Regions from separate parts of the Homo sapiens genome. Here all the other regions are linked to region 1. The links are chromatin loops, found by intact Hi-C in ENCODE. Cell type or tissue: GM12878. All regions are shown on one strand.

The links. Hi-C counts contacts between places; a loop is a spot of excess contacts. Peaks named below come from ENCODE experiments on the same cell type or tissue, not always from the same donor. Only the 100,000 strongest peaks of a DNase experiment are listed, where the experiment ranks them.
Region 2: a loop joins it to region 1, with 10 times the contacts of the local background. A loop is called at or near these places in 15 of 110 quality-filtered maps.
Region 3: it touches region 1 in a loop (14-fold over the local background); 6 of 110 quality-filtered maps call a loop at or near these places.

Annotation. Positions count from the first base shown.
Region 1 is chr13:62,353,409-62,361,408 of GRCh38, forward strand. No RefSeq gene overlaps it. Among named protein-coding and RNA genes, the nearest start is that of LINC00459, 34 kb to the left of the region's middle. In GM12878, a CTCF peak has its summit at 4,927; a DNase peak (open chromatin) is centred at 4,823.
Region 2 is chr13:62,115,850-62,123,849 of GRCh38, forward strand. No RefSeq gene overlaps it. Among named protein-coding and RNA genes, the nearest start is that of LINC00358, 90 kb to the left of the region's middle. In GM12878, a CTCF peak has its summit at 4,096 (motif pointing right); a DNase peak (open chromatin) is centred at 4,670.
Region 3 is chr13:61,877,647-61,885,646 of GRCh38, forward strand. No RefSeq gene overlaps it. Among named protein-coding and RNA genes, the nearest start is that of LINC00358, 150 kb to the right of the region's middle. In GM12878, a CTCF peak has its summit at 3,353 (motif pointing right); a DNase peak (open chromatin) is centred at 3,366.

The DNA.
Region 1 (8,000 bases):
AATGAAAGATAATAAGAAACTAATAAAAAACAGTTAGCAAGTAGGTAGATTTTAATTCACCACATCAATAATTACAGTAAATGTGAAATTTACAAAAAACTAATTAAAAAAGGAGTTTATTAAATTGAATAAAAACGCAAGACCCAACTGTGTATGTAAACAAGAATCACACTTTAAGTATAATTCAATGACTTTTGTTTAAGACTTTAATCCATTTTGAGCAGATTCTTATATTAGGGTGACATAAAAGTTCTTTTTAATTCTGCATGTGGATTTCCAGTTTCCCAACATTATTTACTGAAGACACTGTCTCTTTTCCACTATCAGTTCTTGCCATCTTTGTCAAAAATAAATTGATTACAGGTGTGTGGGTGAATTTCTAAGCTCTTTTTCTTATCCCAATGGTCAACCTGTTTATTTTGATGTCAGCATAATGCTGTTTTGATTATTATGGCTTTGTAATATATTTTGAAATCTATTAGTGTGGTACCTTCAGCTTTGTTCTCTTTGCTCAAGATTTCTTTGGCTATTCAGGGTCCTTTGTGGTTCCATATAAATTTTAGGGTTTTTAAAAAATTTATTTGAAGAATGACATTGGAATTTTAATAATGATTACATTGATTCTGTGATTTAATTTTGGTAGTATGGGACATTTGAACAATATTAATTTTATCAATTCATAGATACAATGTATATTTCCATTTATTTGTGTAATCTTCAATTTCTTTTATTCATGTTTTATAGTTTCCTGTTTATAGATTTTTCACCTTCATTAAATGTATTCCTAAGTGGTGTTTGACACTATCGTAAGTAGTATCAAAATGGGGTTATTTTCTTAATTTCTTTTTCAGATAGTTTGTTGTTAATGTATAGAAATGCTACGGATTTTTGTAAGTTGATATTGTATCCTGAAACTTTACTGAATTAGTTTATCAGTTCTAATAGTTGTTTGGTGATGAATTTTGGTTTTCTGTGTATAAAATGATATCATCAGCAAACAAGTAATTTCACATCTTCCTTTCTTATTTGGATGATTTTTATTTTATTTTTTCTTGTCTAATTGTTCTGTCTAGGTCTTCTTGAACTATGCTGAAAAAAAGTGTTGAAAGTAGGCATCCTTGTGTTGTCCTTGAACTTAGGGGAAAAGTCTTCAACTTTTTACTGTTTAATATAATGTTCGCTGGAAGCTTGTCATATATGGCCTTTATTGTGTTCAGAACTAGACCTTCTATACTTAATTTATGGGAAGCTGTTATCATGAAAGGATTTGGGTGTTTTTAATCAAATTTTTTTTCTGCATCTGTTGAGATGATCATATACGCTTACTGCACTTTTTTTCTGTTAATATGGTGGATCAAATTTAAAAACTTACCTGTAACTGTTAGATTTACTATTATCAAAAGGATGAAAGATAACAAAAGTTGGTGAGGATGTGGAAAAAGGTAGCCCATGCTGACTGTTGGTGATATTGTAAATTAGTACACTCATTTTAGAAAATAGTATGGAGGGTCCTCAAAAAATTAAGAAGAGAATTACTATATGATCTAGCCATTCCACTTCTGGATATATATCTAAAGGAATTAAAATACATATATCAAAGAGATATCTGTGTCCCATGGTCATTGCAGCACTCTTTACAATAGCCAAAATATGGAAACAATTGAATTGCCCATCAAGGGATAAGTAGATTTTTGAAATGTGGTGTTTATACACAATGGAATCCTATTCAGGCTTGAAAATCCAGTCTATCACTTGTGACCTGGATAAATCTAGAGGACATTATGCTAAGTGAGGTAAGCCAGGCACAAAATAAAAAATACTACATGATTTCACTTATATCTGGAACCTCAAAAGAATTTAACTCAAGAAGTTGAGAGTAGAATGAAAATTACCAGAAGCTGAGGGAGGGAATGGATGGAGAAAGGGGAGATTTTGGTGAAACAGTAGAATTTTCAGTTAGACAGGAGTAATCAATTCTGTTGATGTCTTGCACAGCATGGTGACTATATTTAGTAATAAGGAATTATATATTTTAAAACAGCTAAAAGAAAGAATTTGAATGTCCTTGCCACAAAAAATGATAAGTATTTCAGATGATAAATATGTTAATTAGCCTAATTTGATCATTCCACAATATATACCTATATCAAAACATCACATTGTATCTCATAAATATATACAATTATTATTTGCTAATTAAAATTAATATTAAATTTAAGAAGTATCATAGCTAGTAAATACTGCAGCTAGGGAGAAACTAAAGTGACTATATACAGATGTATCTATCTATATCTATACAAATAGAAACATGTCAAAAAGATGGTTATCCAAAATGAAAGAATAAAATATACCATGCAAGGTTTAATCAAAACCAAGCTAGAGTAGTTTTATTAATGTTAGTCACAGTACACTTGACAATAAGAAATACAGTCACAGTGAAGGACATTTCATAATAATAAAAAGGTCAATTTTTGAAGAAATCATATCAATCCTAAATATTCATGCACCTAATATAAAGCAAACACTGAAAGAACTACAGTGAGAAATAAACAAATCACATTCATAGTTTACATTTCAATTATTTTCCCCACATAATTAAAAGAACAAATAGGCACTAATAGAACAAATAATCAATAAAAATAGAGCAACTAGAAAATCAGAAATGATATAAAACACCTACGTAACCCTATCAACCAACTGGACCTAACTGATTTTTTTTAAAACACTACACCTGATAAATGTAGAACATATTGCTTTCAAAGACACAGGAACAATGCATATACAGAACATAGAACACCTTCTGAGCTGCAAAACAGACCTTGAAAATGTAACAGAATGGAAATTATATAAAATATATTCCTAGAATATGATAAAATTAAGGTAGATATTGATGAGAGAAAAATATTTAGAAAATTCACACAATTTGAGGAAATAACATATTTTAAAATAACATTTCAAAGAGGAAGTCTTATACAGGAAATTAAGCATATCTTGTAGAAAACAAAAACAAAGAACACATCAAAATTTGTGGCATTCAGGTAAAGAATCAATTAAATATAAATTTATGGCACTAAATTAGGTTATTAGAAATATATAAAGTTCTTAAATTAGATAAGTTTCCAACATAAAAAACTAGACTAGGAAGAGCAAATTGTGACAAAAACAAGAAGATAATGAGGGTGGAGCAAAATGGCCAAAGAGTGCTGCAGTAATTGTCCCCTATAGGAACATCAGATAAAAGAGAGCACCTTCATAAGAACCAAAATATCAGGGAAGCAATCACAGTATCTTTGTTACTGGAAAAGGACTCTTGTCTCAGGCTCCAAGTGTGGGTTCTTGGATCTCACGTGAGAAATAATTCAGGGCAAGTCTCGGAATATAGTAAAGTTAATACAGTTTATTAGAAACTACTCTGTCACAGAATACAGCATCTTCATAAAGCAAAAAGAGAAACACCCCTACCTTAAACATAATGCTTGCTTATATAGGATATCATGGCTATGAATAGTGTACTTTATTATAAAAGCTTGTGATCAGCTTGTGACAGGCTATTAGTACTGTTATTTTCCTATGTAACTATTGATTTCAGCAATAATGATGACTGTACTATTTAAAGCAAAACTTATTCAACTAAAAATCTCTTTGTTCTTGAAATATTGGAACATTTCCACAAGTTCTGGGTCTTTAGTTGGTTAGCATTACTAACTAATTTGCTCAACCATAAACATATTATGACCAACAATGCCTAACCCTCTTGGAATGTAATCCAGTAGATTTGGCATTATCCAGCCTCTATTCAAGATGGAATCACTCTGGTTAGCATGCATCTGACACGTTGTTTTAACATAACAACAAGGAAAGACACACTGAAGAGGGTAGGGAAGACAATTTGGCATTGCCTACACCACATCTCTCCTAATCCCAGGCAGTGCAGGGCAGAAAGAGAATCTGTGTGCTTTGCAGGGAGAGCAAAGTGAGTGTGAGACTTTGTATTGGAATTCAGTGCTGCCCCGTGGCAGCAAAATAAAACACAGGACAGAATTTTGCCAGTGTCTACAGACATTTAGATCAGTGCTGGGGTGGAGGGGAATCCTCCGTCAGTCCAGGCTGGAATCACAGCCAGCTGATTAAAGTTACCTAGGTCCCCAAATCACAGCCAGCTGATTAAAGTTACCTAGGTCCCCAAATAAATTTGAGTGGTGGTCAGGCCACAAGGATTGCAGTCACTGGGCAAGCCCTGGTGCTGTGCTGGTCTCCGAAGCAATGGATTTGGGATGTGAATCAGTGCAACACCAGCTGTAAAGGCCACGAGAGTGCTTGTGTCACCCCCCCCCCCGCCCCCGCAAATCCATGCAATGCAACTTGGGGAGACACTCCTTCCACTTGGTAGAAGGACAGGGAAGAATACAGAGGACTTTGTCTTATAATTTGGGTCCAAGTTCAGTCACAGAAAAATAAAGCTTCAGACAGATTATTAAAGCCATTGATTCTAGGCCTTTGCTCCTGATAGCATTTCTAGATATACCCTTGGCCAGAAGGGAATCTGCTGCTCTGATGAGATGGACCCAGTCTCAGCAAGATTCACCATCTGATGGTGGTGGTTTTGGACCTTGAATAAACATCAGCAGCAACCAGGCAGTAGCAACCATGAGCCTTGGGTGAGCCCCATTACTGTGCTTTTCTGGAAAGCCATAGTCTTCAGGTAAGACCAAGCATGATGACAGTTGTGGTGGCCATGGGAGTTGCCTGCATCAACCCTTCTTTAATTCCAGGCAGCCTAGAGCAGAGAAAGCCTTCTTCTGAGGGAAAAAGACGAAAGAGAATGAGAGACTTTGCCTAGCAAAGGGAATTCTCTTCCTTAACTCCACCAGGGCTGTGTATCTAGGCGTCTGCAAGAGTCACAGCATTCCTGAGCTTACAGTGCACCCTAGTGCTGAAATGAATGCAGTGACTGCAGGCTTAGGTCACAACAGTCAATCCCCCTTGAATTTCTTGGAATGCCCTCTCAAGAAGAATGGGGACAAACAAGCCAGGACTGTGAAGACTGGAATGAATATCTGACTTATCAGCAGAAACATTACAGGCTGGGAGCTAGTAGAATGACATATTCAGAGTGCTGAAGGGAAGGAAGAAAAAAACTTTCCTCCTAGAATTTTATATCCAGCAAAATTCTCCTTCTAACATGAGAGAAATAAAGACTTTCACAGAGGTACAAGAGCTGAAGAATTTTGTCACCACCAGAGTTATCTTACAATAAATGCTAAAGAAATTTCTTTAAACTGAAAGAAACAGAAATTAACAAACAACAAGTAATTATCTGAATGTATAAAATTCATGGGTAATAGTAAGTCCAGACAAATATGGAATATTCTAACATCTAATTGCAATATCTAAACCACTCACATGTTTTAGAAGGAATATAAAAAGTCAAATCTGTCAAAATAATAACTAAAACAATTGTATTGAAGATTCTTGCCAATGTCATCAAGCAAAAAATAAATGAACTACATCCACATTAGAAAGAAAGAAGTAAAACTGTCTGTATCCACTTATGACTCTCTGTGCGGAATATCACATGGAATCTAAAGACATGTATAAATAAGGTTAGACATGTTGAATATAGAATCTATATAAAAATCTGTTGTATTTCTATGTGCTAGCAATAAACAATTGGCATGAAAAAATTAGGTACTGTTTACAACAGTGTCAAAACTGTGAAATAATATTGAATATGTTTAAAAATCTTTTTCTTTGCTCACCAAATATTTATTTTATTTTTGAGATTTACTATAAAATTATTAACTTCAGAAAATAGAATGTCAAGTTTGAAAAAACCCCTTAAAATTTACCTGTTCAAGTTGTTCTTGGCCTGTTTACTTTTACTAAATACTTTATCAAAGAAAGTGAACTCTGCCACTACTGAAAAAGAAAATCACTTCTTCCAAGAATGACATTGGTTAGTTAGTTGGAATTCTGTTGTATTTATCACTTACAGTAAGTTTCAAAACAAAATAACATTTCCAGTGGTAGTTCTTGGAGTAAGTTTTATTTGTTTCACTTCCTGTGTTGAGTTGCATGGATCTAGAATTTATAAAAAATAGATTAAAACCAGGATAGGAAATTCAAGAGAATAATGAAAAACCCAGTTTTTGAAAGTCTGAAGTAGTCAAGACATTAGAAGTTTGTGCCATCTTTTAGTAAAAGGTAAACTCATTGAATGAAAACGACCTGGATGAACAGTAGCTGACAAAGCAGACCAACAGCACAGTTTATTTCAAACAGCACCACAAAAATAAATAGCAGCATTGTTAAAGGAGAGTGCGCAATTCAAAGATAATGCTAAAGTAAAATAATAATATGTGAGCAAGGAAATATAGTAAAAGGTGAAAACCAAGCACATTACATTTTGAAAACAAATTGTATACAGCAGGTGTGATAGGTATTTCTAAAGTGAAAAGATCAGGCATGAGAATATCATACACCAAAGGCCACAGTATAGAGCAATAGAAATAGTTTAAAATATATCCTCTTAGTACATTTAGTACATAGCAGGAAACAGATGACTTTTAGAGTTAAAACTTTATTACAGACAACCCATTATGTGCATAAAACATGATGTTTTAGACCATTAGTGCTTAAGAAATTCACAGGACAGTAGATAAGTTTCTACTGAAAGCCTCTTATTAAAGTTTGCTTATGAGCAGTACATTAAATAATCATAAGAAAGGATGAATGTAAATTTTCAAGGCCAGTGCACACTTCTTCAGTATTTGTTATGATAATCTGTGAAAGAAAATTACTTCCTGGAAAGAAGCTTAATATTTTTGGGCGTGTATTTTCATTTTTAAAACGATAACAGATTTTGATGCATGATACAATTATCTGTTTAAGAGCTTTTTGTCATTGATCAGAAACTGTATTATGTTTCTTTTTTTTGTTCTTGTGGGTTTTGTAAAACATGCTGCAAAGGCAGTCTATTGTAAAGGTTTCATGTTTTATTTTCATCATTTATGTAAGCTTCACTATACTCATTTTCTAGTATGATTAGATGGTTGTAAATAAAATGCATTGAAGCAGATACAATCTAATACTAACAATGCTAAGCAACTGGAAAGATGCTATAATAAGAGCAAAAAGGTTCATTTGAAAAGGGAAAGATAGAAACACATTTCATTTGAATTATCAATACCAACGAAAGCAATACCAAAATCCTCTGAAATATCATAAAGAGCAGCCTGTGTGCAGAGATCCCTTTTCTAATTTCATAAATTGGTCTCCATGTGCTCCTCCAAGCAAGCAGGGATAAACTTTTAGAAAAGTAATGCAACACTTAATTCATTTTGACAGAATCTTTAACAGTGCATGCTGGTGACACAAGTGTTCAAATGGCTTTAGTACCCAGTGAAACAGAGCCTAATTATCTTATTAAACCATTGTAGATGGTTGTGTTTATTTATCAGTGGGAGGCATGAAAGAGAGGGAAAAGAACACTTATCTGGATGAAGGTTATAAAATGTGCAGTTTAACTGTCAAAAGAAAAATAAAATATGCATGGGAGACAGGTTTAGAATAAAATGTGTTGCTCTCTTTTCCTTAAAAAAATGTAGCTGAGGTTAGGCTACATTTTAGCCTGTGATCTTAAATACTTTTAATAAAATTTCTGAGCAAGCAAGTAGAAAAGCCATCATTTGAATTTCCATTTAAATGTTATTTTAAGTCATATTTTCAGCGAAAACTTTATGAAGACCCTTTTTTCAAGGTGATAACTGAGTTCACCACCCACAAAATGCCATACTTAATAAAAATTATACTAACATATTTTCTGTGGTTATCATCTTTTGCAGTTTTTTCTTTCATATATTATGTAATGTGCCTAAGGATAGATCCCTGGGGAATCACAAAAATAATGCTAACGGGTTGCACGCTGGATCTAAGGAATTCCTGGAAGAAACAATGATTTTCAGGTGATTAAATTGTTAAATTTTTAGTTTGTAAATAGT
Region 2 (8,000 bases), 240 kb before region 1:
CAGTGGGGCTTCAGGAGCTGTAAACATTCACCCCTTAGACACTGCCATGGGGTCGGAGCCCCACAGCCTGCCCATCTGTATGTTCCCATACAGGTTTGAACAGCAGGGCACTGAAGAAGTGAGCCACACCACATCACATGCCTTGTGAGGTGGACAAGGGAACTTTTCCCGTTTCAATAGGTTAATCATTTCTAGGTTAGTTTCTTGAATGTGTCCTCCCTGTACACTAAGACACAGTTTTGGAGTACAGTCTTTTCTCATCCAATATCTAGTATTGTAATTGAGTAGGTTAGCTTCAAAATGCATTTTAAACGTTTTTTTTCCTCCTTCCTTCCCAGTCTCAAGATGTAACCTCAAAGCAAAAGGTAGAAAACTTGTTTTTCTTCATCTTAAAATATAGCCTTGAAACCTACTATGAAATTCCCCTCCCTTCTCTTTCCCACCATGTTCCCCCTTACCCCATGCAAGGTTACCTAACTATATGCTTATTAAGAAATTCCAGGGCCTAACTGAAAACAAACCAGGCATGAAGGCCCAGCTGCAGAATTCACCTCCACTTAATGATTGCCTCAAAACCAATAATCTACAGCCTGGTTACTGTCAAGATGACACCATCCCACACTCCCAGTGGATCATAACTCAATACAGGCATTAGAACAAGATTCACAGTTTCTGCACCTTGTACAACTCCTGCAGACCTCCCATATCAAGCTTCCCCTTTTTAAACCCTTTTCTTCAGCCCAAACTATTGAAGTTGGTTCTAGTGGGATGTAGCATGCCTGCTTCCCCACTGCTAGTTCTAGATATAAAATCACTTTCCTTTCACTGCACTTAGTCCTGTTTTTGACCTTGCAAGTCAGGCCTGCACTCAATTATAGTATGAGAGGGAAAAACTTTAACGATGGTGGGCCGGGCCTGGTGGCTGATGCCTGTAATCCCAGAACTTTGGGAGACTAAGGTGGGTGGGTCACTTGAGGACAGGAGTTGGAGACCAGCCTGGCCAACATGGTGAAACCCCCACCTCTACTAAAAACACAAAAATTAGCCAGGCATGGTGGTGTGTGCCTGTAATCCCACTTACTTGGGAGGTTGAGGCAGGAGAATCGTTTGAACCCAGGAGGCGGAGGTTGCAGTGAGCCAAGATCTTGCCACTGCACTCCAGCCTGGGCAACAAGATAGACTCCATCGCAAGAAAATTAAAACAGTTAAGGATGGAGGACATTGTTCAGAAAATAAAATTCAAGAGAAAGTTATGTTATTGCTGGTTCTTTACCATCAGATTTCATTAAAAATGTCATCTACTCGCATTTCAGAAAGATGAAAATAAGTAAAAAAATCATTACAGGACAATCTTATTTTATCTTGCATATATATATATATCTTTCATATATATATCTTGCATATATATATGCATATACATATATCTCATGTAAAAAAGCTCTGGCTTTGATAAATGTATGAGAGTTTGACTTCAGAAGCCCCATAATGTGTATAGGTTAGTTTATGTTTACTGTGAATTTGTTTTTACTTTAATGCTAAAGCAAGGGAAATCAATATCTACTTCAATTTTTTAAGATTCTAAAGAGGCATTTATCACATAGGCATGTTTTTTTTTATTTTCAGGAAGATTATATAAGAATATATTCTTAAAATTTATTGTATTTAATTCTTCCTAAAGAGAAAACAAGAAAAACATATCCAAGTTACATTAATGATTTTGAAACCTTTATTCGAATTGATAGCTCTGCACAAATTTGCTGTCAAAACATGCAAATAATCAGGTTTTTGCCTTTTCTTCCCCACCCTTTAGAGAGGGTGTCAAGCTGAAGTAAAATTAGTAACTGAGGAAAGAGTTAAAGTTCTTTTTTAAAATCTATTTTTTAATTTTTACAATTTTTAATTGAAAAAGTATAAATTGTATATATTCATGGAGTACAATGTGGTGTTTTGACAAGTGTATACATTGTAGGATGATTGAATAAGGTTGATTAGCATATCCATCCTCTCAACTATTTATCATGTCTTTTTGTGACTATATTTAAAATTACACATTGCATAAAACTCACCCTTCATGTTTACAAATGTAATTATGGTAATTAATTTTAGATTTGTTAAGTCACTACCTATAAAACAACCTTCATAGACAACAGAAAATATAGTATGTAAAAAGAAAATTTTAAAAAAACATTGCTTATCTGTTTTCAATGAAAAGCTAAAAAAATTGTCATTTATTCAGACTAAAACCTCAAACCAAAGAAAGATAGAGCAAACATTGTTAAAATGTTAGCTCACAAGCATTTAGAAAAATACTCATCAAGGATATATATGCACACACACACACACACATATACACACACACACACACAAACATATGTATTACTATTATTTTTTTTTTGGAGATCGAGTCTCACTCTGTTGCCCAGGCTGGAGTGCAGTTGTGCAATCTCTGCTCAATCCAACCTCTTGCCTCCTGGGTTCAAGAGAGTCTCCTGCCTCAGCCTTCTGAGTAGCTGGGATTACAGGCACACGCCATCCCACCTGGTTTTCTTTAGTATTTTTAGTAGAGACGGGGGTTTCATCATCTTGGCCAGGCTGTTCTCAAACTCCTGACCTCAAGTGATCGGCTTGCCTCGGCCTCCCAAAGTGCTGGAATTACAGGCATGAGCCATCACACTGAGCTGATATTTTTATTTTCTAAACTTTTTTGGCTAAAGATATACAACAGTTGTTCTCTGATTACAGTATCATTTAATTATTTTCCACTTCCCTTGTAACAATGCAAAAAGAATACCCTTCTTTCTCTACTGCTGCACTATACGTAGCTAATTTATGGAACTGAATGATTTTTGCTTTCAAATGACATTACTGACACTATTTCTTTTCCTGCTTTGTTTTTTACTCATCCTGGTTTTAATCATAAATCTCAGGAGAGCTCTATTTTCTTCATCTTGTTCAATAGGCATTGTCTCAGTCTAAGCTCTTAGGCTTTTCTCTCTTAACTGATTATGATGACTTCTATTACAAAAATAGCATTTATTAAAACAAATCTATTAATGAGTGTGTCTACCTAGAAATAAAAAAGAAGTAGGAGTTTTTTGGTGTTTTTTTTTTCCTTTTTCATCCTCTCCTTTAAAAACTAGAGCATGCAGGATATATGATGCTGAATTATACTGAGATTTAATTAGTCTTTAAAAAGATGCAAATGAAGAAGGACACTCTATTTGGAATTTAGGCAATTTTTAGAATTCAAAAATAGTTTTGTTTTTTCTCCTGGCACCAGTCTTTTTCTCCTAAGGATATGTGCCTTCTCTTGTATCTTTCTCCATGTACCTTTCTAAATATTTTAAATATTTACTTGTCTTGTTACCAACTCTGTTTCACTAAAATTTTCTTTTCATGAATTGCTACAGAATTGATTTAAAATTAGAATATATTTTTAGGCAAAAGAAACTGGTTAACGAGTTGTCATAAGTAACACATATGTTTAGTGTAACTTCTTTACGTTTATGAACTTAGGAGGACAGAAAGTGGGGATGCTACTTCAGACTTTGCAATGAGGTATGTATGTTTGAAACTCCCATTGAGTATGTGTCTGAATATATCACTATGTAAATAGAAAATTCACATCAATGGATCTTAATTTACCTTCCAAAATTTTTTTGACTGCAGATGCATACTAAACAGTGGAAACTAAAAATAATGGTTTTGTCCTTTTAAAATTAAATTTATAATCATTTATGATTTTAGATGAAAAGATACAGAATATTATTCAAGGAAAAATGTACACTGATGCATATGCATACATACATATTTTATTGCGCTATTTAAAACTAGATATTTTTAATAGGATGTTGAATAAATTCCAGCTACTCTGAGATACAAGGCCATCGAAATGCTGAAAAGAATATCGGATTGAAATAAACAAATCAATTTTTGGAGATAGAATATGATTCCCAAATAAGGAAGCAAGATCTTTCAGGATATAAATGATTAAAGACTTAATCTGGAACCTTGTGGATAAAGAAAGAAAAATCTCTGATATTAGGTTTGTAATTTATACAATACCTGAAACTGAACACTGGGTGGCAATGTTTATCTACTTTTATTTTTATTACAGCTTTTTCAGCAATTCCAAAGATGTAATAGAACTAAAGTTTCTTGTCTTCAAGGTTATTTGTGGGTCTTAAGACACTGAAAAAATCTTTTATTTTTTTTTTAAGTATTTTGGTTCCTTGGTTTTGTGCACAGAATAGTGTCCGTTTTCTGTCCCTCAAGTGCTGTTCTCAATCCATTCATTGACTCTAGCAAAATCAGGCATGCTGTAGAGAATTATCAGTGGAAGAGAAAAATAAGAATCACTAAAGATCTAGACAAACCATAATATAGTAGCAACATGAAAACATCTTGGAATATTTATTTTTGGGAATTAAATGTTGAGGGGTGACAACAAAACGTTCATCATTGAATCAAAATTAGTATGATAAGCTTTTCTTTCTGATTTTGGTTGATGTTCAGAACTATTTAATAGAGCAAGTCAGACGAAAAATTAAAAACACATTGATCAAGCAGTTAAAACCAAATAAGGCCTTCAATTGTATTGTAGCTAAATTTCCTCTTCCAATTCTTACATTCAGATCTAGAGCTGGCATGGGACCAAAGTGTTGAGGCAAGTTAGAATTCAGCACCTTCCCTTCTTCCTTTTCAGGACTCACTTACAACCTTAGATAGATAAGAATCAGAAAGAGCCTCTGGTGCTATGCTAGACTGCTAGGCAGCTTCAAGAGACCAGTTATTTTGGTTTTCTGGAGAATACTTCCTGACATTGACATCAAAAGGATTAAACGGCAATGATTTAGGAGTTCCCCGGAAAAATCAGAACTGACTAAAGCTCTCCAGTGGGAATCTTAACTCAAAAATCACTGCTCTATGAGAAATTCTAGTTATAAAGGATTCCAACCTGCTTGTCACATATTGGATTTGTGCTTCACAATATTAATAATTTTACTTTAGACAAAGTTAGGCTGAATATTGTGTCATTTTTGCCCTAGAAATAGGCTTTGAATAATTTATTTGGTTTCAATGTGTTTTCTGTATTTATTTTTTATGGTGGTAATATTTACTATTATATTGTAGCTCTCTTATGAATGGGGAGCAAAGATAACAGCAAGAAAAGAAAGGAGCTTCTAAACCTCACTGTTAGAAATACAGCAAAGTATTCATGGGAAAAAGTAGGGAAAACATTTTCATCTTGACTGGTTGAAGGCAATTGATGAGTGCAATCAATATATACGTGCAATAATTCATTGTACACAAGATAAAAGGAAATCTGTATTGAGTGACAATTGCTCTTCTATGAGTATAGTGCATTTCTGCAGAAAGAAAAAAGAGAGAGAGAGAAAGAAAAGGAGAAAGAGAGAAGGAAGGAAGGGAGGAAAGAAAGCAGGCAGCAAGCTCGGCCAAGTCACGGCTTAATAACTGTATAGCTAATATAGATATAATTTTTTTAAATGACAAAGATGTTAACAATAGAAAGAACTAGATACACTTCTTGAAAAGAGTAACTTTCCTAGTTATAGCCTTTAGAAAATGTCATTGATATACTGGGCGGGCGCAGTGGCTCACGCCTATAATCCCAGCACTTTGGGAGGCCGAGGTGAGCGGATCACGAGGTCAGGAAAGCGAGACCATCCTGGTTAACATGGTGAAACCCCGTCTCTACTAAAAACACAAAAAATTAGCCGGGCGTGGTGACAGGCGCCTGTAGTCCCAGCTACTCGAGAGGCTGAGGCAGGAGAATGGCGTGAACCTGAGAGGCAGAGCTTTCAGTGAGCTGAAATCATGCCACCCCAGCCTGGGCAACAGAGTGAGACTTCGTCTCAAAAAAAGAAAAATAAAAAAGAAAAAGAAAAAGAAAAAGAAATTATCATCGATAAACTATAGATGTGTAATAATTTGAAAAAAAAAGAGATTTTCATTTTTCAGCCATTGGTGAAACGGTTCCTCCATATACAGGTAGGAAATAGACAACACATGTGAAACAAATTTTTAAAAATTGGACAATAGGCAGTACAAATCCATCCTTGGGAGAAAGGAAACAAAAGAGATGAAATTGCTACCTGAGCTTTCTGTTGGGAAGCAATTTCCAAACTATGGACAGAGAAAAGGGGAAACCCAGAGTATGGGGGCTTCACTGAGTTGAAAAGGCAGAAATCAAGAGTTTTTGGAGTCTGAGGTAGCTCAAAGTTGTAAAGCAGAGTTCTAGAAAAATGGGAAACTATGCCAAAAAGACTTCACAAATTTGCACAGTTGTCCTATCTAGGTCATTCTACATGTTCGGCCTGGCCCCTCTTGTATTAAGTAAAAGTACGTGAAACAGTGAAGAAAAAACTGGGAGGTGTAAGATGAACAACTTCTGCAGCTCACACAGAGTAAGAAAATTTTTGAGCCCTTGAACAGCCAAGACAAAGCCTCCTTGGTTGTCACTAGCACATTGAACGGTGAAGTCAGAGTGAACTGTCGGCAGATTAAAGCTCTTCATAGACTAGTCATATAAAACTTTTAAAGTGGGCTAAAAAGGAATAGGCCCTACTGTAACTAGTTTAACTATCAAAAGCAAAACTAAACATTCTTAAAGAAAGGAAGATTAATAGACTCTAGACACTCAACAAAATAAATTTAACCATATGGAATATCTAATTTTTAAATGAAAGGAAAAAAGTGACCTATAATTGTAAAAGTCAGTTAATATATAAAGACTCGAAAAAGATAGAAGTCATGAAATTATTAGACCACTGAGTTTAAAGAATTATTAAATCTAGGTACAAATATTCAAAGAAACACATAATCAATGAGAAGAGAAATTACATTTTTTTAACAACTATATGAAACGTGATGAAAATAAAATATGTGAAATACAAATTTATCTGGGTGTGATCAATAGCAGATTAGACATTCTAGAAGAAAATATCAGTGATCAGGAAGATATAGCAATAGGTTCTACTTAAAAAAAGCAAAGAGAAGCAAAAAGGTAGTGTAAAAGGATTACAGAGAAAGGGTAAATTGTGAAATAATAGGAAGTTTTTTACATATTAATAAGGACAGTCTTACAAATATATGTACACTTCACAACTAATTTAGCTATTTCTGTTTTTGAAAAATAGCAAAATACAAAAACAATAAAAATTGATTTCTGTGATGGCATAAATAGTGTATTGCAAGACTTAGATATTTTGTTCAGAGAAAGCACAGTTACATAATTCACTGATTTGTTTTTTGAAGGAAGATTTTTTTTTGTGAAGACCATTCATGAATTTAGGGTGCATTTCATTAGTATTGACCTCTTAAACAAGGTCAAGTTCTTATACTATAGTATCCTTTTATCTCAAGAACACTTGACTATACATATAGATGCCTTTAGTATATTTATATGTGTGTTTTTGTTTATGGAGGTATTCTCTGAATAGGAAAAGGCAATGAACATGGACATAAGAGATTTATATCCTCATACCAGAAACATTGTGATCTCAGCCTTGATCCACAGAACTTTTCCCTTTTCCTTTTTTGTGGTGGAATATAGTAAAGGAAACATATAATCATGGAGAGAAATTATGATAACGAGAGGAACATTCTATCTGCAAACTAATAATATATATATTCTATCTGCAAACTAATAATAATGACAGGAACATTCTATCTGCAAACTAATCTATGCTATTCTTGGCTATGTTCCATAACAATGTCTCTCTTCTTTGACCATACAGGGAAACATGATCCATGACCAGTCCCATAAGGCTAGCTCAGCTGTTAGGAAAATAAAACAGTCAATTATTAGTCTTAAAATGGGCACAAAAATACAGTTCAATAAAATAAATAAGATCTAGTATTCAATAGCCCAATAGGGTCACTATAGTTAATAATAATTTATTGTATATTTTCAAAAGTAACTAAAAACGTAGAATTAGAATATCCTAACACAAAGAAGCGGTAATGTTTGAGGTGAT
Region 3 (8,000 bases), 480 kb before region 1:
TGAGTAAATCTCACAAGATATGATGGTTTTTAAAAAAGGAGTTCCCCTGCACAAGATCTCTTCTCTTGCCCGCCGCCATGTGAGATGTGTCTTTCACCTTCTGCCATGAGTGTGAACCCTCCCTAGCCACATGGAACTGTAAGTCCAATAAACCTCTTTCTTTTGTAAATTGGCCAGCCTTGAGTATGTCCTTATCAGCAGTGTGAAAATAGAGTAATACAGTAAATTTGTACTGGGAGTAACGCGCTGCTGAAAAGATACCTGAAAATATGGAAGAGACTTTGGAGCTGGGTAACAGGCAGAGGTTGGAACAGTTTGGAGGGCTCAGAAGAAGACAGGAAAATGTGGAAAAGTTTGGAGCTCCCTAGAGACTTGCTGAATGGCTTTGACCAAAATGCTGACTACAATATGGACAATAAAGTCCAGGCTGAGGTGGTCTCAGATGGAGATAAGGAACCTGTTGGAAACTGGAGCAAAGGTGACTCTTGTTATGTCTTAGCAAAGAGACTCTTGACATTTTGCTGCTGCCCTAGAGATTTGTGGAACTTTGAATTTGAGAGAGATAATTTAGGGTTTCTGGCAGAAGAAATTTCTAAGCAGCAAAACATTTAAGAGGTGACTTGTGTGCTGTTAAAGGCATTCAGTTTTATAAGAGAAGCAGAACATACAAGTTCAGAAAATTTGCAGCCTGACAATGTGATGGGAAAGAAAATCCCATTTTCTGAGGAGAAATTCAAGCTGGCTGCAGAAATTTGCATAAGTAACAAGGAGCTAAATGTTAATCCCCAAGACAATGGGAAAAATGTCTCTAGGGCATGTCAGAGGTCTTCAAGGCAGCCCCTCCTATCACATGCCTGGAGGCCTAGTAGAAAAAAATGGTTTCTTGGGTCGGGCTTAGGGTCTCCATGCTGTGTGCAGCCTACGGACTTGGTGCCCTGCGTCCCATCCACTCCAGCCATGGCTGAAAGGGGCCAACGTAGGGCACAGGCCATGGCTTCAGAGGGTGCAAGCCTCAAGCCTTGGCAGCTTCCACATGGCGTTGAGCCTGCCATTGCACAGAAGTTAAGAATTGGGGTTTGTGAACCTCTGCCTGGACTTCAGAGAATGATGGAAATGCCTGGATGTCCAGGCAGAAGTTTGCTGCAGAGGTGGGGCTCTCATGGAGAACTTCTGCTAGGGGAGTGCAGAAGAGAAATGAGGGGTTGGAGCCCCCACACAGAGTCCCTACTGGGGTACTGCCTAGTGGAGCTGTGAGAAGAGGGCCACCATCCACCTGACCCCAGAATGATGGATCCACCAACAGCTTGCATATTTCTCCTGGAAAAGCCACACACACTCAACACAAGCCTGTGAAAGCAGCCAGGATGGAGCCTGTAACCTGCAGACCCATAGGAGTGGAGCTACCCAAGACAATGGGAACTCACCTCTTGCATCAGCATGACCTGGATGGGGTCAACAGAAATCATTTTGGAGCTTTAACATTTTACTGCCTCACTGGGTTTTTAGACTTGCATGGGGCCTGTAACCCCTTTGTTTTGGCCAATATCTCTCATTTGGAATGGTTGTATTTACCCAATGCCTGTACTCCTGTTGTGTCTAGGAAATAACTATCTTACTTTTGATTTTATAGGCTCTTAGGTGGAAGGGAATTGCCTTGTCTCAAATGAAACTTTGGACTATGGACTTCAGAGTAAATGTTGAAATGAGTAAAGATTTTGGGGGACTGTTGAGAAGGCATGATTGGTTTTGAAATGTGAGTACATGATATTTGGGAGGGACTGGGGCGGAATTATATGGTTTGGCTGTGTCCCCACCCAAATCTCATCTTGAATCACAATGTGTTGTGGGAGGGACTCATGGTAGGTAATTGAATCATAGGGGCAGGTCTTTCCCATGTTGTTCTTATGACAGTGAATAGGTCTCATGAGATCTGATGGTTTTAAAAAGGGAAGCTTCCCTGCACAAGCCCTCTTCTCTCGTCTGTGGCCATGTGAGACATGCCTTTCACCTTCTGCCATGATTGTGAGACCTCCACAGCCATGTGGATCTATAAGTCCAGTAAACCTCTTTCTGTTGTAAATTGCTCAGTCTTGGGTATGTCTTTATCAGCAGCATGAAAACAAACTGATATATACACATTACATTTTTTTGAATTTGGTTAGACAGTAACTATCTTTTATTTGATGATTTTACTATTTAAAGTAAGTAAATTATATAGTAATTTAAGTAGTACATTATGTTTGAATTATTTGTCCTTGCTTAATAGCAAAGGATATCAAATTTTCTTGGAATTAGTATGATTTGTTCTGCACATATATCACTAGAAATACTTAAATATCTGAGCACTAATAGAATAGATGGAAAATAGACAAACAAAAATCCCTTGCATGGAGTTTGCCATTTGTTTTTAAATGGACTAGTAAATTTTCATAGTATCTGCTGCAATTATTATACGTAGTTTATAAAGGACTAGCTATTCTAGATATCAATGGAAAATATTGCTGGTGATAATTTCTCTATGAGAAGTGACCCAACTTTAACTAGTGCTCTATTTTTTTTCTGGGATCTTTATAAAGAAGTTCTTTATTTTGCCATAGGAAGCAGAATCAAATGTTCCTCTATTTACCAACATACAAAAAACAAACAAACAAAAAAGCATGCCTAGCGGAGAACATCGATAATGGCAAAAATAATACAGGCACAAAACCAAGACAAATGCCAGTGCTTAGATAGAGAAATAAATAGAAAGCTACAGTAGCCCAGGGTCAGTCCTATTATCTAATAAATTTTTCAGTAAATATTTTTCCAGAGGATAATGGAGAAAAAAAAGTCCTTTAGAAATCAATGTTACCTAAATAATGCCTTCAGCAAGAACATAAACAAAGATGAAGATTTCTCCAATAGTACTTTTGTAAAAGTAATTCTTGAAAATGGATCATTCTTTTTCATATTCTATGTTATAAAGAAAACATCAGAAATCAAAGGGAGAAGAATATACACACGAAAATACAGAAACTAAGGGTTATAATTACCTTAGTGAAGAGAATGCTGAGTTGTCTCAGTTGTACTTTACAATCCTTGTGCCTCTTTCCTTCTCTCTCTCTCTCTCGTGTGTGTGTGTATGTGTGTGTGTTTGTGTGTGTATGTGTGTGTGTATACACACAGACATAACCCAAATATACATTTGGATACATATCCAAACTGCTATATACAAAATATGTTATGAATATTCTGTTGAAACATATACAAGTAAATTTGTATAGACTTATTTACATATACATATAATTATGTATACATGCTGTAGGAAGTTTGAGGGAGCTGGGGCCTGAGTAGGGGAAAAGAGGTAACCACTAGGTGGCAGTATCACAAGCAAGCCTCATTGGGTGCTACTTTGACATTGCTTGCAGGAGAAGTTACTCACGCAGAAGTTGGTAAAGAGGCTGCTTAGTGGAGAAGGAGGGCAAAAGAACTCCAGGGGAGGGAGGCATTAGAGAGGGGACTTAAGTGTCTAAGTGATACAGTTCAGCAGCATAGCAGGAGTCTCTGAGTCAAAGAGCTCTGAAGGACAGTTGTGGCTTGGAGTTTTAATGGCCTCAGTGCTAAAAATAGCTAACTAGCAAATTTGGTGTGCAGTTCCATGTTTTATGCAAAGCGTAAATGGCTAAACATCTGCTCCTTTTGGCTATTTTAAAAATAATTGGATGTGTACAACTTTTTGAGTTTGGTGCAGTGGGCTTGTGTGCTAATGAATCTTGGCCTGCAGTGTAGCAGTATAGGGCCCAATACACAAAGCCTATCTCTTTGGATCAATTATAGAATAAGTACATCTTTCTTTTTCTTTCTTTCTTTCTTTCTTTCTTTCTTTCTTTCTTTCTTTCTTTCTTTCTTTTCTTTCTTTCTCTCTCTTTCTTTTTCTTTCCTTTCTTTTCTTTCTTTCCTTTTCTTTCCTTCCTTCCTTCCTTTCTTCTTCCTTTTTCTTTCTTTCTTTCTCTATCTTCCTTCCCCCTTTCTTCCTTTCGTTTGTTCTCTCTCTCTCATCTGTCTATCTAAGTCTTATTACAGTGTGGCATCAGATATTCTAAACAATTTTTTGTCATATCTGTAGGATCATAATTTTAAAAAACTCTCTAGTTATTTTTATATTGAGATGTTTGTCCTAAACAGACTTTGTGTGTTAACCCTTAAACACTGCTTCTATTATACACATATAACTGCATAAAAATGTTTTGAAAATTGATTTGCCAATTATAAAATGTGTGAAATGCCTAAGTCCTTTAAACTTATAATTCTAGTTTTAATGTTTTTCTACAAGACATCATTAAGAAAGTTAAAATTAAGAAAAGATTTATTTTCAAGACATCTAATCTTAGAGCTCTTCATAATAACAGAACTTGAAAACAAGTAGTATTTCCAATAAGGTTATGGCTAAATAAATAGTAGAAATGATAGTTTGTGAAATTAATTATCATTAAAATACTAGAAAATTCTTCCTTTATATTGTAAATTTCATGAGACCAATAACTTTTTGGTTTTGTTCACTGTTCTACAAGTTCTAGAAAATTTCCTTGTATATAGTAGAACTCCAGTAAATATTTATTGATTGATGGAGTGATCTCCACTATATAAACTGCATAGAAAAAACAGCCTACAAATATATTGTAAAACACTAATAGAAGTTACATAGGATTGACGTGGTTATATTTTTATTTTGTGATTGGATTTTATAATATTTTTTGATATATCAACTTTTACAGATTAATCAAACTTCTCCAATAATTACATTTAAAGTAAACCAGAGGTATTAAACCATGGTTAGTAAATTTTTTTCTATAAAATACCAGGACTTGATTTGTCCCTGCCTAACCCTGCTTTCTTACTGTCTTCTGCAGGTATTGACTCCAATTCACTCCTTTGATAAGCCTACTTGTAAAATAAGGTCTATCTTGGAGGCTTGTTTCCAGGAAACCCAAGCAACATTTACTGATTGTGTCTCATACTAGATTAAAACTCTGCAACAGCAGGGACCATTTCTGTTTTCTGTAGCAGTATATAATCAGTCCCAGCACAGTAGGTAGTAGCTGGCAGGCTCTCAATAAATATAACTTCATATTATGTTGTAGAATAATTAAAATGAGTTGTAGAACAGATACTGATATAATATATGTTAGTAATTTAAACAATAAGTAAAAAGAATGTAGCAAAATTAATAATGTAAATCAATTATGTAAAATACCTATATATACACAACATAAAAATCGATAGGAAACTACTAACATCTCTAATTGTGGATTAATAATTTTCTTTGACTTTTTGATTATCTATATTAAATGCTTTTACAGTTACAATTTTTAAAATTGGGCCGTTACAATTTCTAAAATTAAGTTATTAAATATATGGTCATTGAGGGCTTCTCATTGTAGCAGTTTTAAGCATTAGGTATATAGAAGTGAGCAAAATGAATGAGAGTTGGGATAGAGTATGACTGAAGGGTTCATCACTCACATGTCTGCTATTTGGGCTGAAATGATGAGTGAGGAGAGAGTTGGTCCAACATCAGTGTTTTTCTCCGCTTAGCTTCCTCGTGTAACTGTCTTGCTGTTTCTCACAGAGCAGAAGTCTCCAAACATTAAAACATTTTATATGGTGACTGGCTTCCTCATTGTGTACATACCAAAAGATTCGATAGAAGCTGCCAAGTTTATTATGATCTAGCCTCAAAAATCCTCCAGCATCACATCTGTTCTATTTTATTCATCAAAATATGCACAGAAAAAGGGAGGGCATGAATGAACTCCATCTTTCAATGAGGATAGATTTACATACAGGAGGGAAAGAATGGATGGCTCTTATCTTGAAAACAAGATAATATGTAATCCTTCAATCTGTGTTTTAGGTATGTATCTGATCCAGTTTTAAGGCCTGTTTATTTTGATAGATGAGTTATTTGATACACATATACCTAAGTTAGATATGTTTGGACTTAGTTTTCTCACAGTATTTTAGGACACATTGTCTTTGTAATGTTTCCTTTACAATATATTAGATATAGAGTATTACTTATATTTAGAGGTTTTGAAGGTTAATATTTGTTGCCTTTTTATAATTTGGAAGGTTTGAATTTGTTTTACTTGTGGTAGTGCTTGCCTTTAAGACAATTTATTTAAAAACATATGTTTGAAGATAAAGTGAAATATTTATTCTTGATTCAGCAACTGAAGTAAATGTCTAATGACTCCCTGTACTGAGTAGAAAAATTAGTACAAATTTATTTTCCTTCTCTATGACCTCTCTGCTGATAGAGTCTCGATTCAAGTTGATTGCTTTGATACTTTGATATCTTTACTTCATTTAGTTTCTATTTAAATAACGCATGTTGATCTTTATTAGTTATGTTTGCAGCTTTTCCTAATTATAAATATGTATACCATTAAATTTTTACAATTAAAATCACCCCAATATTTACTATTATTTTTCTTTTAAAACAGATTTCAAATTTCTGCCCTTTTAATAAAGTTCTGCTCTCAGCTAATGATTGGCTGAAGCTCAAAGAAAGTATACTTTTTGACTTCAAGCAATGTTAGTATATCTATTTTTCAAACCTTAATGACAGTTGAAATCATACTTCTATCTCATTTTCTTTCTCTGAGAACCCTATAGGTGTATAGATATTGCTCGATTTTCTCCCAGCATTGAACATTCTACCTAAAACATGTTATACTTTATCAATTTGCATATTTAATTGATAATATATTGAGGGATATTTTGTCTTCCTTATCCAACACTTTAACTCTCATCTCTTAACATTTTTTTATTTTCATTATGCTTGACTTTTTTTGTATACAATATTTGAATTGATGTACATAAGAATATTAAACTTTAGATTTTACCAAAGCCTCCAGAAAAGCAGAATAGATCTCTGCCTTCTTGCTAGAGGACAGTGGCTTAAGTTACATGGAGACCATGAAAGAGCTTACCTGAAATGGAAGTCTTACAAGATAAATCTTGTTTTTTTCAATATCTGTGCCTAGCTCTGCTGATTACCTCTTAATATATAACCCTAAGTAAATCCCAGCATAGCCTATATAGTGAAATTGAGTCATAATGGTAGGAAGAAAACATTAAAAAAAAAAAACTACTAAAGCCAGCAGTTTCTGGGATTTCTTCTTAAATTTGGAAATAGTGAAGACAAGAATTACATTTGACATATAAATGTAGAAAGGATAAGGAGACTCAGTAAACTGGGAAGATTAGAATGAATTTACTGTGTCAGACTTAAGCCAGAAGGACATTGAGTTGACTTGCATCAATCAAACAATAAGAAAAGCAATACTAAGTGCAGGGAGAAGCTCCGCGCTTCCTGTCTTCTGTGAGCCGGAGCTGACAGTGAATGATAATTAGTGAAGCTTGCAGAATTCCGGTGACCTGGATGTTTTCTGACATTCATTCTGAGATAACAACTTACTGCACCCTGCACTTCCCATCATTACAAGAGATGCATAGTAGCTGGTGAACCACTTTGGATTTTGGAGACAGGATCTGCCTCATTTGGCCATACTGCTCTGACCTATTTATCAGGGAATTGAAATACTAGTGCCACTGCGTGCCACGGCTCTGTAGCAAGATCAGGTTGTTTTTAAGGTTACTTTGCCCCTCAGCAGATCTAGTGATGCTAGAGAATTAAGAGTAGATAAAGATCATGTATTGGGTCTCTAGAAAGTCCCAGTTGGAGAGCTGCAGGACAGATCCTTGGAGTTCTGTGTCTTTTGCAGCATAGACATACTCCCCATTTGAGGAGTATGTCAAAATTCCTAAAAATTTTGAATGTTAATAGAAACTAAACACTTAACCTGGAATAGTGAATGTGCAGCTTGAGATGCCTGTTATGAGCTGGAAATTTTCAGAACGAGCAACTTAAAAAATTAGGCAGGTGCAGCATAAATCTCTCATATGACAGAAATATTATAGATAGAATTAGGTCCACAATAGGCTAGAGTTAACAA